Linked DNA regions of Mus musculus: region 2 is linked to region 1. The links are chromatin loops, found by intact Hi-C in ENCODE. Cell type or tissue: gastrocnemius. All regions are shown on one strand. Links, peaks and the distances in the headings refer to the core of each region. The heading gives the core; the rest is flanking DNA. Region 1 overlaps Eml6 (echinoderm microtubule associated protein like 6). Region 2 has its middle 7.9 kb from the start of Cfap36.

The links. A loop is a pair of places that touch in the nucleus more often than their neighbours do. Peaks named below come from ENCODE experiments on the same cell type or tissue, not always from the same donor. Only the 100,000 strongest peaks of a DNase experiment are listed, where the experiment ranks them.
Region 2: it touches region 1 in a loop (3-fold over the local background); 9 of 42 quality-filtered maps call a loop at or near these places.

What each region holds. Positions count from the first base shown.
Region 1 is chr11:29,881,930-29,890,274 of GRCm38, reverse strand. Eml6 (echinoderm microtubule associated protein like 6) reads left to right here. Exons shown (of 42, transcript NM_146016.2): 6 at 8,132-8,317. Among named protein-coding and RNA genes, the nearest start is that of Gm22588, 37 kb to the right of the region's middle. In gastrocnemius, for the core only: a CTCF peak has its summit at 4,916 (motif pointing right); a DNase peak (open chromatin) is centred at 4,904.
Region 2 is chr11:29,251,007-29,259,351 of GRCm38, reverse strand. No RefSeq gene overlaps it. Among named protein-coding and RNA genes, the nearest start is that of Cfap36, 7.9 kb to the right of the region's middle. In gastrocnemius, for the core only: no CTCF peak of the experiment used is centred there; no DNase peak of the experiment used is centred there.

The sequences.
Region 1 (8,345 bases), core at 276-8,275:
GTAGGAGCATGGCAGCATCTAGGCTGTCATGGTGCAGGCAGAGCTGAGAGTTCTACGTCTTCATCCAAAGGCTGCTAGTGGAAGACTGACTTCCAGGCAACTGGGGTGAGAGTCTTAAGCCCACACCCATAGTGACACACCTACTCCAACCAGGTCACACCTATTCCAACAAGGCCACACCTCCAAATGGTGACACTGCCTGGTCCAAGAATATACAAACCATCACAAGTTTGTTTATATAGTGGATTATGTTGATGGATTTCTGTATATTAAACCATCTTTGCATCCCTGGAATGAAGCCTACTTGATCATGATGGATGATTGTTTTGATATGTTCTTTGATTTGATTAATGAGAATTTTATTGAGTATTTTTGCATTGATATTCATAAGGGAAATTGATCTGAAGTTTTCTATCTTTGTTGGGTCTTCATGTAGTTTACGTATCAGAGCAATTGTGGCTTCATAGAATGAAATGGGTACAGTACCTTCTTTTTCTATTTTGCGGAATAGTTTGAGGAGAACTAGAATTAGGTATTCTTTGAAGGTCTGATAGAATTCTGCACTAAACCCATCTGGTCTGGGCTTTTTTTGGTTGGGAGACTATTAATGACTGCTTCTATTTCTTTGGGGGATATGGGACTGTTTAGGTCATTAATCTGATCCTGATTTAACTTTGGTACCTGGTATCTGTCTAGAAATTTGTCTATTTTTATCCAGGTTTTCCAGTTTCGTTGAGTATTGCCTTTTGTAGTAGGATCTGATGGTGTTTTGGATTTCCTCAGGTTCTGTTGTTATGTCTCCCTTTTCATTTCTGATTTTGTTAATTAGGATACTGTCCCTGTGCCCTCTAGTTATTCTGGCTAAGGGTTTATCTATCTTGTTGATTTTCTCAAAGTATCAGCTCCTGGTTTGGTTTATTTTTTGAATAGTTCTTTTTGTTTCCACTTGGTTGATTTCAGCCCTGAGTTTGATTATTTCCTGCCTTCTACTCCTCTTGGGTGAATTTGCTTCCTTTTGTTCTAGAGCTTTTAGGTATGCTGTCAAGTGGCTAGTGTATGCTCTCTCCAGTTTCTCTTTGGAGGCACTCAGAGCTATGAGTTTTCCTCTTAGGAATGCTTTCATTGTGTTCCTTAAGTTTGGGCATGTTGTGGCTTCATTTTAATTAACCTCTAAAAAGTCTTTAACTTCTTTCTTTATTTCTTCCTTGAACAAAGTATCATTGAGTAGAGTGTTGCTCAGTTTCCATGTGAATGTTGGCTTTCTATTATTTATGTTGTTATTGAAGATCAGCCGTAGCCCATGGTGATCTGATAGGATGCATAGGATAATTTCAATATTTTTGTATCTGTTGAGGCCTGTTTTGTGACCAATTATATGGTCAGTTTTGGAGGAAGTACCATGAGGTGCTGAGAAGAAGGTATATCCTTTTGTTTTAGGATTAAATGTTCTGTAGATATCTGTTAAATCCATTTGTTTCATAACTTCTGTTAGTTTCCATGTGTTTCAGTTTAGTTTCTGTTCATAACTTCTGTAAGTTTCCATGTGTTTCAGGTTAGTTTCTGTCCAGGATCTTGTCATTGATGAGAGTGCAGTGTTGAAGTCTCCTACTATTATTGTGTGAGGTGCAATATGTGCTTTGAGCTTTACTACAGTTTCTTTAATGAATGTGGATGCCTTTGCATTTGGAGCATAGATATTCAGAATTGAGAGTTCATCTTGGTAGATTTTACCTTTGATGAGTATGAACTGCCCCTTCTTGTCTTTTTTGATAACTTTGGATTGGAAGTGGATTTTATTCCATATTAGAATGGCTACTCCAGCTTGTTTCTTTGGACCATTTGCTTGGAAAATTGTTTTCCAGCCTTTCACTCTGAGATAGTGTCTGCCTTTCTCCCTGAATTTGGTTTCCTGAAAGCAGCAAAAAGTTGGGTCCTATTTTTGAGGCTAGTCTGTTAGTCTATGTCTTTTTATTTGGGAATTGAGTCCAGTGATATTAAGAGATATTAAAGAAAAGTGATTTTTACTTCCTGTTACTTTTGTTGTTAAAGTGGGATTGTATTCTTGTGGCTGTCTTCTTTTAGGTTTGTTGAAGGATTACTTTCTTGATTTTTCTAGGGTGTAGTTTCCATCCTTGTGTAGGTGTTTTCCCATTATTATCCTCTGAAGGGCTGAATTCATGGAAAGATAGTGTGTGAATTTGGTTTTGTCATGGAATACTTTGGTTTCTCCACCTATGGTAATTGAGAGTTTTGCGGGGTATAGTAGCCTGGGCTGGCATTTGTGTTCTCTTAGTGTCTGTATAACATCTGTCCAGGATCTTCTGGCTTTCATAGTCTCTGGTGAGAAGTCTGGTGTAATTCTAATAGGTCTGCCTTTATATGTTACTTGACCTTTTTCCCTTATTGCTTTTAATATTCTATCTTTATTTAGTGCATTTGTTGTTCTGATTACTATTTGTCTGGAGGAATTTCTTTTCTGGTCCAGTCTATTTGGAATTCTGTAGGCTTCTTGTATGTTCATGGGCATCTCTTTCTTTAAGTTAGGGAAGTTTTCTTCTATAATTTTGTTGAAGATATTTACTGGCCCTTTAAGTTGAAAATCTTCATTCTCATCTATACCTATTATCCATAGGTTTAGTCTTCTGTGTCCTGGATTGTGTCCTGGATTTCCTGGATGTTTTGGGTTAGGATCTTTTTGAATTTTGCATTTTCTTTGATTGTTGTGTCCGTGTTCTCTATGGAATCTTCTGCATCTGAGATTCTCTCTTACATCTCTTGTATTCTGTTGCTGATGCTTGCATCTATGGTTCCTGATTTCTTTCCTAGTGTTTGTATCTCTAGAGTTGTTTCCCTTTGGGTTTTCTTCATTGTTTCTACTTCCGTTTTTAGATCTTGGATGGTTTTGTTCAATTCCATCACATGTTTTGTTGTGTTTTCCTTTAATTCTTTAAGGAATTTTTGTGTTTCCTCTTAATGGTCTTCTACCTGTTTAGCAATGTTTTCCTGTAATTCCTTGAGGGGTTTTTGTGCTTCCTCTTTAAGGGCTTCTACCTGTTTATCAGTGTTCTCCTGTATTTCTTTAAGTGAGTTATTAATGCCCTTCTAAAAATCCTCTGCCAGCATCATGAGATATGATTTTAGATCTGAATCTTGCTTTTCGGGTGTGAGTACACTCACTGTGGTGGGTGTAATGGGTTCTTATGATGCCCAGTGGTCTTGGTTTCTGTTAGTAAGATTCTTTCATTTGCCTTTCACCATCTGGTAATTTCTAGTGCTAGACGTTCTAGCTGTCTCTGGCTTGAGCTTGTTCCTCCTGTGATTCTTTAGCCTCTGTCAGCACTCCTAGGAGACCAACTCTCTCCTGTGTCCCAGTGGTCAGAGCAAGGTCTCCTCCTGCAGGAAAGGTGCACAGAAGTCATGAGCTCAGATCCACCTCCTGATTCCTGGAGTCAGAGCCCTCCCTGGAGGCTGACTCTTCTCTGGCAGGGAAGGTTTCCAGGGGTCTGGGTCTCAGCTCTGTCTCCTGTCTGAGGATGAAGGCCCAAAGGGACCCTGTCCAGGAAGCTCTGTTGCTTCTACGGCCCACATGCTCCCCTGCGTAGTTCTCAGTGAGCCCAAGATTCTGGGTGTGCTAGGGCCTGCCTTTGTCCTTTGACCCTGTTCCTGCTAGCACAAGACCCTCTGAGTTTTTTGGAACTGATGTTGCATTCCACTCACCAGTGATCTCAAGATCCCTGGTGTGCTAGGGAACCTGCAGCATGGAGAGACCTCTGGGGACCTTTGGGCCCTCCACCAAGATCATGACCAAGATCGGTATCTTGCATTCTTGCATGAAAAATAAATGTGTTAATACAGATGATTTTTGTATGTTTGATTTTTTTTTCCATTTTAATTTTATGTGCTTTGGTGTTTGGCTGCATGTGTGTCTGTGTCAAATCTCCTGGAACTGGAGTTACAGAAAATTGTGAGCCACCATGTGGTTGCTGGGACTAACACTCTGGTCTTCTGGAAGAGCAGACTCTTAACTGCTGAGTCACCTCTCCAGACCCTGCTTTTTATTTTTATTTTTAATTTTTTGAAGCAGGGTTTCTAGGTGTACCCCTGGCTGTCCTGGAACTCACTTTGTAGGCTAGGCTGGCCTGGAACACAGAGATCCTCCTGCCTCTGCCTCCGGAGTGCTGGGATTAAAGGTGTGCGCCACCACGCTCTGCAGTACAGGTTTTGTTTTAAAACATGGAATCTTAGAAATATCAGGCAACTTCTGATTAGTACTAAATGAACTAAACTTCCTGTCTAGCTGCTGCTAGGCACTTCACTTGACTGTCATTGTTTTTCAATCCTGAAGCATAGCCCTTATCTAAATTAATCTGGATAAATAAGACAGTGAAAATAACCAAAAACTTCAGGATAAAAACTCATTAGGATGAAGAATATGCACTATTTCCTAAAGCATGTTAGAAGTTATAATTTAAATTATATAAATAAAAAATTTTGAAGCAACAAAGTAAACGATTTGTGTCAGTTTAGACACAGTGGTGTCTCTAACCAACAGTTTAGAATATGGTAGTATCTCTAACCACTGGGTACTAAAACTATTCGGGAGTGTAATATTACTTCATACTATACACAAAAGTAAATTCTAAGCCAATTAAAGTGTGAAATATTTAAGAAAACATAGATAACTAAAGAAGTATGATGTTTCCCTGGGTGATGTTAAAAAAAATGGTTGCTTCCATGTTGGGAAGGCTTTTAAAGATCAGAAGACATCATGGGGGGAAGATAGGAGAGGTCACAGGGGAAAGCCTATGAACTAGGGCAGCTGCAGGCTTTCAAAGCCTCTTCCCCACACAGACAAAAACAATCACCTAGTTCCTATTTTATAGAGTTACAATTTGTGCAGAGGCCACCAGAGGGCAGAAGCAAACCAGACCAAGAGAACAGCTACATAGCTGGGTGCATTCCACCTTTGTCTTTACTAGAAAGTTTATCAGCAAAACGCTGTCAGACTGTTGGAAAGATGTCTTTGGATAGCTGCAGTGTGGTACATTGCCTCAACATACAGAACCTTCTATAAGGTCACCTTTTATAAAATAAAGGCCCTGGAGGACTCTTTCTTTACAAGAAACATTTAAGTAAATGTATAATTACTCTCAGGCTGTGGAAAGGTCCTCTTCCATCTGTAAGGGCAGAAAGAAGTTATAATGATAATATTGGTATGCAGATATATAAATTAACATGTACTGTGGATTTGCTCTCTCAGGAGGAAAACCATATGCAAGCAAGAATAAAGGACAAAGAGTAGATATTAATGTACTCATGGAATATAAAAACAAATCCATACCTTAGACTACGTGGATAACCAACAAAAACTAGAAACAGCTTTGGCCATTACATACATGAAAATGCTAAATCTTATTGAATATGGACTTTTAAAAAATGAATATATTAAGATCTTATTACATTGTATCTGATGCTGACACGGACTCAGTGAGGGGCTGCTTCTAAGTTTTACTGTGGATGGGTAAATTTAGTCTTTCTGACCAAAAATTTGGCAGTATTTATTGATAGCTCTAGAAATGCCAATCCTCCCTAGTCCAGTAATTTCATAATGTGGAGTTTCTCCCAAGTGGCTTATGAGGACTGTGAACCAAGAACTGATTCATTGCTGAGTAACATTCCAATAGCAAAGCCAAAGTGAAGAAAACCTGAAACCAGCTACCCCCATGGTTAAGTAAAATACACAACATTCTTATGATGCTATGTGTGATCATTGTAAGTCATGACTTAGATGGCTACTTACTGATACTGGGAAATATTCAAAATGTGTTTCCCATGGGGCAGTCTAGTCTACTTGTGGCTCTGATGTTTTTACAGAGGAGTGGTTTTCATTATGGCGTTACCATGTCATTGTTCTTTGTTCTAATTCCTTCCTTCCTGCAAAGCCATCCCCACTGTGGCACCTTCTTGCCCTGCTGGCTGCCCAATTCCCTTTCCTGCTCTTATGTTACACATCAGGAAGTGCCACCACACTATTTTACTCTCCCTCCCTAACCTCTCCTCCCACTTATGACCACCTTTCCAGTCTCATGACTCATCGGTATACATATACAAATATAACATACTAAATCTAGTTCCACATATGAGAGAAAATGTGTACTTTGTCTTTCTGAGTTTATAATATACCTCTTATCCCAGCTCTTAAGCTCCATGAGCTGCCTGCCCTCCCTCCCCAGACAGATATTAAAAAGGCATTCTTACCTTTAGCAGTAGCAGTAGAGATTGGTGAGCCTGCATCAACAGTTCATCACCAACTCTGAAGAGATGTACTGGATCAAACTCTTTCCTCACCATTGCCCCCTAAATTTTTAAAATATATATTTGTTTAGAAAATATCATTAAACATTAAATTGTTGTCTCTGAGTAAAATTAGTGGATGATATCAAACTCTTCTCTTTTATACTTTGTAAGTTCTTCCAGGATAACAAGCATTGCTTACTTTTTTCCTTTCCTTGCATATGTTCATGTTCTAGTGAGTGAGTAGATACTCTCCTCAAGACTTACTTTCTCACTCTTGCCCCCAAACTATGGAGGCTCTTACTTCCAGAATTCACCACTGTTTCAAATAGTTGAATGAATGCATGCTCTCATCTCTGAAGTGGGTCTGCAGAGCAGTGCTTCTGCCCAAAGCTTTTCCATCACCATACTCTGAGAGGACCACCATCTTTCCTCTCCTGCAGGCACAAAATATTAGGATTGCCTCTGATTTTTCCTTCCATACATCCTTGCCCCTTAGAGTCATCTAATCTTGCTCTCCTGGGTGAGATGTAATTTCTTGCCCACTATGCCATTCCTGTTCATTTCAAGTACTGTAACTTGGCTTCCTATAGCTGCTCACTGGCCCCGCCTCTTGAGTATAATCTGAGTATGTTGTCACAAAAGCCTTGATTGTTGTTTCCGCACACCCTCATTTTTAGTTGCGGTTCTCAAAGCAGTGACCCAGGTTTCTCTGGTTTCTTATAGAATCCGTGTCTTTAGAAAAGTACTTCTGCTTACTCATCTACATTTGCATATGAAAGAGTAGCAGAATCTGACTGAACCTGTGCTCCAGGGTGTTGTGAGATTAAACACAGATGTAGAAGGCATTTGGAGACTGTGGGGCCTAGGTAGTGGCACCAGAGTTACACCAGCTCATACATTAGGAACTACATCAAGGAAAAATACTGGATTTCTGTATAACTATGGTGGTGTCCCTGCTGCCATCTACAAATCGTCCAAGCTTTAAGCTTGCCATCTTCCAAAAGATCTGTGCAAACAAAATGGAGAAGCCTGGGTGATTGTGTGCCTTTGTGACGTATCACTTGTATTTAGAAATATATGTCAGCAATTCTATAGTAAAAAAAGAAAAAAAAAGCAAACTATAATATTTTGGTTAAAAAGGAATTATTTTTATTGCCACTATGCTCTAACCAACTCCACCAACCAGCCTAGAAAGCATTTTGTAAAATATATGTACATACTTTAAAATGGCTAGGTGATATGTGTTATGCTAATATGAAGTTATTCCTAGCCATTTTTTCTTTATGTAGTACATTAATGTATACACACACACACACACACACACACACACACTACTCCATATCATATCACATCACATTTTCTATGTATGGTCTTATTAAGTAGTTCTGGATAGCCTGGAAGTTGCTATGTAGACCAGGCTAGCCTCCCGTGTGCAATGTTCCTCCTTCCGCTGCCTCCCAAGTGCTAAGATTACAGGCATGTGCTGTAGATGTGGCTTTCTCTTTATACTTATCTACATTTCTGAACTTTTCTGCAATCTATATTCATTTGATAAAAGACCAGTTCTATTCTGTGAACACTGGGGTCATTTAAATGCCATTAAACATTAACATTTTGAAATTTTGGAGCTTTTAAAGTTAAAAAATATCGTTGTGAGTTTTTCTTATGCTTCTAGAGTATGCAGGGGTTTTTGTGTTTCTCTAATGACACAGAGAAACAATTTATTTATGTTCAGTTCAGATAAAGTATATTCTGTAAAATTACTGAAAATACTAATAATGGAATGAATATAGAGTACTCTATTTCAGCATATATTTATTTTATTATTTCCTAGTTTTGGACACTATGTGGAAATGCCCTGACTGCAAAAAGAGGCATATTTGGCAAAACAGGAGATCTTCAGACTATCCTTTGCCTTGCATGTGCCAAAGAAGACATCACTTACTCTGGTGCTTTAAACGGTGACATCTATGTCTGGAAAGGGCTCACCTTAGTCCGCACTATTCAAGGAGCACATAGTGTGAGTATTGCTATATGGGGCTCTGAGA
Region 2 (8,345 bases), core at 332-8,331, 630 kb after region 1:
ATTGCCATATCCAGGGATCCATCCCATAATCAGCTTCCAAACGCTGACACCATTGCATACACTAGCAAGATTTTGCTGAAAGAACCCAGATATAGCTGTCTCTTGTGAGACAATGCCTGGGCCTTGCAAACACAGAAGTGGATGCTCACAGTCAGCTATTGGATGGATCACAGGGCCCGCAATGGAGGAGCTAGAGAAAGTACCCAAGGAGCTAAAGGGATCTGCAACCCTATAGGTGGAACAACATTATGAACTAACCAGTACCCCAGAGCTCTTGACTCTAGCTGCATATGTATCAAAAGATGGCCTAGTCGGCCATCACTGGAAAGAGAGGCCCATTGGACACACAAACTTTATATGCCCCAGTACAGGGGAATGCCAGGGCCAAAAGGTGGGAGGTGGGGGGGTAGGGGAGTGGGGGGGGAGTGTATTGGGGACTTTTGGGATAGCATTGGAAATGTAAATGAGGAAAATTCCTAATAAAAAATTAATTCTAAAAAAAAAAAAAAAAGGAATTCAGGGAAAATAGTCAGGCATGGGAGATTTCCCTCAGACACAGAAGAAGTTGGTTTTATGAAACTGAGGACAAGGTAACCATCCATGGCATGACTTAGAATAAAATAAGTGGGTAATTAAGATAAGAGATAGAAGGGAAACAGAGATAAAATTATTGGGAGAGATTCAATCCCTGACACTGTTAACAACACTCTGCTATGCTTATAGACAGGAGCCTAGTATAATTGTATTGAGAGGCTTCAGCCATCAGCTAATGGAAACAGATGAAGAGATCCACAGCCAAACACTAGGCAAAGTTTAGGGAGACATAGAAGAAGACCTATAGAATCAATTAACCTGGGCCCATGAAAGTTCATAGAGACTAAACCATCAACCAAAGAGCATACATGGGCTGGATCTAGGCCTTGTACAGATTTGTAGCAAATACGCAGCTTGGTCTTTATGATGGGTCCCCTAACAATTGGAGTGTGGGCTGTCTCTGACTATTGCCTGCTTTTGGATTCCCCTTCCCCTAGCTGGGCTGCCTTGTCTGGCCTTAGTGGGAGAGGATACACTTAGTCTTGCTGCGACTTGCAACTGCAAGTTGGTACCCATGGGGGTTTCCCCTTCTCTGAAGAGAAGGGAAGGGGAAGTGGGAGAGGAGTATGTAAGGGTGGGACTGGGAAGAGAGGAGGGAGGGGGCTGCAGTCGGGATGTAAAGTGAATAAATTAAAGGAAAAAAAAAAGAACTTAAAGCCTTGCCTTAATTTAAGTTTATGCTTTCTGCTTTGTACATATATTATATTACAGCCACCATCTCTGCCTACTACCTCTGCCATGCCACGATGGACTCCCATTCTTTGGAACCATAAGTCAAAATTAACTGTTTCTTCTGTAAGTTGCCTTCCTTGGTCAGGGAGATTTATCACAGGAACAGAAACTTAGCCAATACAATTTCTTATCTGCTTTCCTAAAATCACTCTAAGGTATCACTTTTAAATGTTATGACTTTTATGATTTTTTTCTATTCCTATTACCAGCCTCTATAGCAGCCTACAATCTTCTTTGACAACATAGTTCACTTCTTGCTGAGAACTTTGTAGGTCATAAAACCACTTTGGCTTTGTATGTATATACCACTAATTGGACTGGTAACACCCCTTGACTCCATTTGAAAGAATCTGATTAAATCTCCCTCCATTCACATTTCAAATAGATCTCCCATCTCTCTCTGGATTTACTCCTTCTCACACTCTCACTGCCAAACATAAGCACAGATTTGCTTTCTCATATCCCCTTGCTTACCAGTTAAGAATGCAGTCTTGTCAGAAGACAGACTTTTGATCCAGGTCTAGGTTTGTATTAAGGACTACAGGCCACAGGAAAAAGTCCTTGGAAGCAGACTGCTGTGTCTATGCCAACAAACTGAGGATAGTATAAAATACAGCTAGAGGACTAAAGAACAGACATCCACTGGAGTGCCTCCAGTGGGTGATTATGAAGGGCACACACATGGAGCTGGCTTTCCTGTTCCCTGGCACATTTCTTTCCCTTCTTTTCATCTCTTTCTTGGTTTGCCTTCTTTCAGATTAGAGGCCATTGAACTAATATTCTCTCAGGGATACAAACATTACTTTCAACACTGTTGGGTTTTGTTTTTGTTTTTGCTTGCTTGTTTGTTTTGAGACAAGATTTCTTGTGTCCTGGCTGTTGTGAAACTCACTCTGTAGATCAGACTGGCCTCAAACTCACAGAGATCCTCTTGCTTCTGCCTCCTAAATTCTGGGATTAAAAGCATGCACCACAACCACCCATCTTGGTGCTTGCTTCTTACCAAGAACCTCTTGACATCCAAGTGATGCCGTAACTTGCCCTTCAACCTCTTATGATAAGCACTTCATCCTCTCTCAAAGTACAACTCAAGCTTTTTATGCCTTATAGTTCTACCATTCTATGGCAGATCAGTACCACCAACCAGAGGCCCTTGATGCTCCTTCTCAGTCCTGAAGCAGCTCCAGAATAAAAAGGACCTTCATTCCTCATCCTAGAATGTTTTCAGCATCTGAGATTTAGTGCTCAATATGCTCACTCTTTCTAGTTCTTTCTGAATTCTGTTGGCTGGATCGGACATCCTGCAACATCTTGGTTCCTATATAAATATTTAGATACTGTGATAGTAAATCTTGATTGCCAGCCTGACCAGAAGACCAACACTGAGTGTAGCCAGCACAAGAGGGCTCCAGGTTCCAGACTGAATAAAATAGGACAGCATCAGTATCCATCAATCTTTGCCTTCTGAGTGTAGCCTCATGCTCCTGCTGCCTTGGCCTTACCACCATGCTGGACTATACACTCAAGGTGTGAGCCAAAATAAACACTTCCTTCTTTAAGTTGCCTTTGTATGTTTTCCTATAAGGAGTAACTAACTCAAACTCTAACTTCTAATGACCTGTGGCCTTCACTCGGAGCAGCCAGCATTAGGGAAGACAAATGCATAATGTGCACTTCTTAATAAGATAATGAAATGCTCACTTATCTATCTAGGTATGACTCTATACAAGTGTCTGTCACTCAAGATAATAACTTCCTTATCTCCATTCCCTCTGGGTTTAGGTGTGATAATTTTCCTGGAGAATTTGCCTGCCGTGTTTCTGTCTCTTCTATACCACATACCCTTTTTAAACTTTATGCATTATTATTATGTGTACATATGATGTGTGTGGGTGTGTGCATGCATGTGTGCATGTACATACATGTGTGGTACAGCCCACACATGAAGGGACAGATGTGCCATAGTGCCTTCGGAGGTCAGAGGACTTTTGTGGAGTTGGTTCTCCTCATACCTTCACATGGATTCTGGGTATTGAACTCAGGTTGAACTGAAACTTTTTACCAACTGAGCGATATCACTGACTTAGCGTTCATTCTACATAAACACTTTCCCCAACACAAGCTTTCTATTGATAGTTTGAGAATTTCATACAATACATCTGTGGTGGTTTGAATAGGTTAGGCCCCCATAGACTCATGTGTTTGAATGCTTGGCCCATTCAGAGTGACACTATTAGGATGTGTGACCTTGTTGGAGAAAGTGTGTCATTGTGCAGGCAGGTTTCAAGTTCTCCTATGTTCAAGCTACACCTAGTGTAGCTCACAGTTCACTTCTGCTGCCTGCAGATGAATATATAGCACTTTCAGCTCCTTTTCTAGTATCATGACTGCCTGTGTGTCACCATGTTTCCCATCATGATGATAATGGATTAAACCTCTGAACTGTAAGCCAGCCCCAATAAAATGTTTTCCTTTATAGGAGTTGCAGTGGTCATGGTGTCTCTTCACAGCAATAGAAACCCTAAGATCACCTCTATCACACTTACTTCCCATTCCTCCCTGGTCTGCTTTCTTCACTCCATTTCCCCATCTGTCCTTCCCCACAAAACAAACAAACAAACAAACAAAAACCAAAAAAAAAAAACCCCAAAAACAACAACAACAAAACAAAACCAAAACCAAAAAAACAAAACAAAAGAAAACTCCAAGTCCAATTAGTGTTGCCCATAGCCTCAATGGAGCATGGTCAAGCTCCAAGTGGCCAGCCCCTTAAAAGAAAACTGAGTTATATCTTTCCTCTTCTCCACCCCCACCCAGAAGCCCTCAGCTGAGAAGACCTACAATCCATTATCTTTATCACAATTTTTGTTTGTTTGTTTGTTTTTCGAGACAGGGTTTCTCTGTATAGCCCTAGTTGTCCTGGGACTCTGTAAACAGGCTGGCCTCAAACTCAGAAATCCACCTGCCTCTGTCTTCCAAGTGCTGGGATTAAAGGCATGTGACACCACTGCCTGACTGTTTATTGGAATTTTTAAGGACTCTGTTCTATAGCTTCCTATCTAGACTGTTTCTTTTGGTGGTGGTGGTGGTGGTGGTGGTGGGCATGTCACAGGAAACTTCAGTGTCATTCTCAGTTATGAGCCAGCAGTCACGGATATCACTGCAAAATAACTTTCCTTGTCCACAGCAACCAGTGGCAGCATGGATCATGAATTCCACTGGCAGCACTGCCACAGACATCAACCTTGCCTCCTGCAGACTACAGGACTACAGATACCCACATGGCCTCTGATGGCAGCATGGACTGTGGGAGTCTTTTGAAGAGTCAGAAAAATGAACCATTCTTTATTGTGAATATCTTGTTGCTCTGAGTCAAGGTGATCATTTGATTGGTATCTCTTATGGGGCAGTACCTTCCAGAGTTCAGGTTGCTGCTTACCTTCCAGCCCCCAACCTGGTTCCCAGGGCTTGACCAGCTTGCAGGCAGTAAGGCAGCCCCATGCTCTCCTTCCCTGAGAGCAGCTGAAGGAACCTGGTACTGTCCCAAGCTTCGCAGCCACCAGAGTACATGCCCTACTTGGCAATAACATGCTCATTTGTCTGTCAAAGACACACTCCTCTACCCATCACTGTTGCCCGGCTGCTGCCTCTGCATCTCTAGTTCTGCTTCTCTTGGCCTTCTATACTGCTGTGTCTGCCATTTTTTCCCAAGTTCATAAACCTATTTTTAAAGATTCTTCCCATAAGACCTTTACTTTTCAGTTGTTCCAAAGATACTTGATGCTCTGCAGGTTCATCCTTGGCTGCCAAGCCTCTCCTCAAAACCTCTGTGGGTCTCTTAGGCTCCTTGCAGTGGCCTTAGCCTCACAGGTGCTGGTGGCCACCTCCACGATATCTTGAAAAGAGTCCTCCAAGGATACCCTGCATAAACTTTTTAATACCATTTTTTTAATGAGGCAAATACTTGTCCATTCCCTCACACCTCCACCTCATCATTTCCTGATGAGACAAATATACCCTGGATTCTCTGTGAGCATGGATAGCCAGAATGCCTTTGAATGTTGTGATCTATGTTTTTAGCATATCATCCTGGACTTGTATAAGCCAAAATAAATTCAAGACCACTCCCCCGCTTTGAAGGGGTTTTAGAAACGTAGCAATCAAAATGACTAAGTCTACAGCTGCCAAAACAAAATGAGCTGTTCTCAGAAAAATAACCATAACAAGATAGCAGTTCCCAGAGAAATTCCCCTGACCTCCCCCCCCCACTAAATTCTGAGAAAAACTACAAACTGCCCAGATCTTGTCGTTAGAATTCCCTGTGACATTAATAGCTGTGATGTTAATAGCTGACCCATAAGTTCAAGATATACTGCTGCTTTGCTGATAATCCACCATAAGTGCAGGCAGAGTAAGTCACTAGGCCAAAGGTAGTCATCCTATGCAAACCAACCAATGCCTGAAAAGGTTACTTGCTACACTAATGAGAATAAGCCAGATAGCCCTGTTGCCTAAATTTGCCCCTTACAAGGCATAAAAAGTATGTTCTTTGTTTGTTCTGGGTCTCTCTTCTTGCCTGCATGCTGAGAGGATGGTCCCCAATGCGTTGGATTAATAAAAAAAAAAAAAAAACAAAAACAAACCTCTTGTGGTTTGCAGTGATGGTGATCTCTGTGGTCTTTGTGAGTGGGAGTCTTTTGATGGACTCCAACAGACTCCTACCCAATTCTCCTCAAAACCACATTGTGATTTAATTTACTAAAAGGAGAAAAAGTTTCTTAGAGGTCCTTTGAACAAGGCCACATCAGATGTCGTCAAAATTTGGCCTAATGGAACAGATCTGGTCAGCTGCTTTGAAGTCTGAGAAGAAGGACTTCCAAGAAAAAGAAGACCAGAAAAATTCTGGCTTGGGGTACAGAGTTAAGTTAAGCTATATACCAAATAATTTTCTCAATTTTGTTTAAGTCAGAATTACAATAGCTGACCTTGAACTAAGGATTTGGGATATAGCTTAGTGGTAGAATGCATGCCTGCTTATATAAAACCCACATTTAAATGACTATATTGAGTCTGTTTTTTAATAAGCTCAAAGTTTACTTCATACTGATTTGTATTGAAATTTTTTTCTAGTGAAGATCCTTACTTCATTCAAGTAAAGGTATCTTAAAGCAATTCAGACAAGTACAGGTAGCAAGCATTAGATTGTGTCTCCTGTTCTTGCTTCCACTAGAGCAGACGAGCAGAAGGACCGAATAGATGTGACAACCCAAGAGATTTCTTCAGGCTGCAGTGAGGTGTTGAGGCTGGAGTCAAAATTCAAAGGCTCTGGTAGAGCTCTTAGGGTGTGGAGAAGTGGCTCAAGTCTTGACATGACCTACACTTTCAAATCATTGTATTCTGTCAGGAATCCACATATAGGGAAAGATGATATTCACTAAGGCTAGAGTTTGTATTCTTTAGGAGAGGAGAAAGCTTATTTTAAATTCTCATACAAGGGATCTGATACAATGTAAAATCTTAAAACATCAAAGCAAAACAAAACAAACTTCAAAATAAAAATACCATGTAGTGATGCCCCTCAACAGGGGAATGGATACAAAAAATGTGGTACATTTACACAATGGAGTACTACTCAGCTATTAAAAAGAATGAATTTATGAAATTCCTAGGCAAATGGTTGGACCTGAAGGGCATCATCCTGAGTGAGGTAATCCAATCACAAAAGAACTCAAATGAAATGTACTCACTGATAAGTGGATATTAGCCCAGAAACTTAGTATATCGAGATATAAGGTACAATATGTAAAACACATGAAACTGAAGAAGAACGAAGACCAAAGTGTGGACACTTTGCTCCTTCTTAGAATTGGAAACAATCACCCATGGAAGGAGTTACAGAGACAAAGTTTGGAGCTGAGACAAAAGGATGGACCATGTAGAGACTGCCATATCCAGGGATCCATCCCATAATTAGCCTCCAAACGATGACACCATTGCATACACTAGCAAGCCTTTGTTGCAAGGACCGTGATATAGCTGTCCCTTGTGAGACTAGGCCGGGGCCTAGCAAACACAGAAGTGGATGCTCACAGTCAACTATTGGATGGATCACAGGGCCCCCAATGGAGGAGCTAGAGAAAGTACCCAAGGAGCTAAAGGGATCTGCAACCCTATAGGTGGAACAACATTATGAACTAACCAGTACCCCAGAGCTCTTGACTCTAGCTGCATATGTATCAAAAGATGGCCTAGTCGGCCATCACTGGAGAGAGAGGCCCATTGGTCAGGCAAACTTTATATGCCCCAGTACAGGGGAACGCCAGGGCCAAAAAATGGGAATGGGTGGGTAGGGGAGTGGGGGGTGTGGGGGACTTTTGGGATAGCATTGGAAATGTAATTGAGGAAAATACGGAATAAAAAATATAGAAAAAAAATACCATGTAGCAAATTTCATGTTTGTTACGATTTTTGTTTTGTTTTGTTTTGAGAAATGTTTTCTCTGTGTAGCTCTGGCTGTCCTGGAACTTGCTCTGTAGACTAGGCTGGCCACAAGCTCATGAAGACCTACCTGCCTCTGCCTCCTAGGTGCTGGGATTAAAGGTATGTATCACCACACCTGGTGTTTGTAATGAAAGCTACACTCATAATTTAATTTGGCATGGGGGCTAACTAGTCAAGTGAATGTAATCTAATTTATCTATTCATCTACATATCAATTATCTACACCCCCCCCACTCTCTCTCAAGTCTGCTCAATACCCTAGCATTGTAAATAAAACCAACTATTCTTACAAACACAAAGGTGTTGATTTCAGGCAAAGATTGGTTAAATAATTTGTGGTACACACAAATCACACAGTGAGTAAAATAAAATCTACATGTTAACAGTCATGTGTATATCAACTATGTGTACATTTACAAAATAAAGGTTGGATTATTAGAATACTATTCAGTTTTATATTTTTATATAAAAAAAGCCAAGTGTGGTGGTAGACACTTGTAATCCAAGCACTTAGGAGG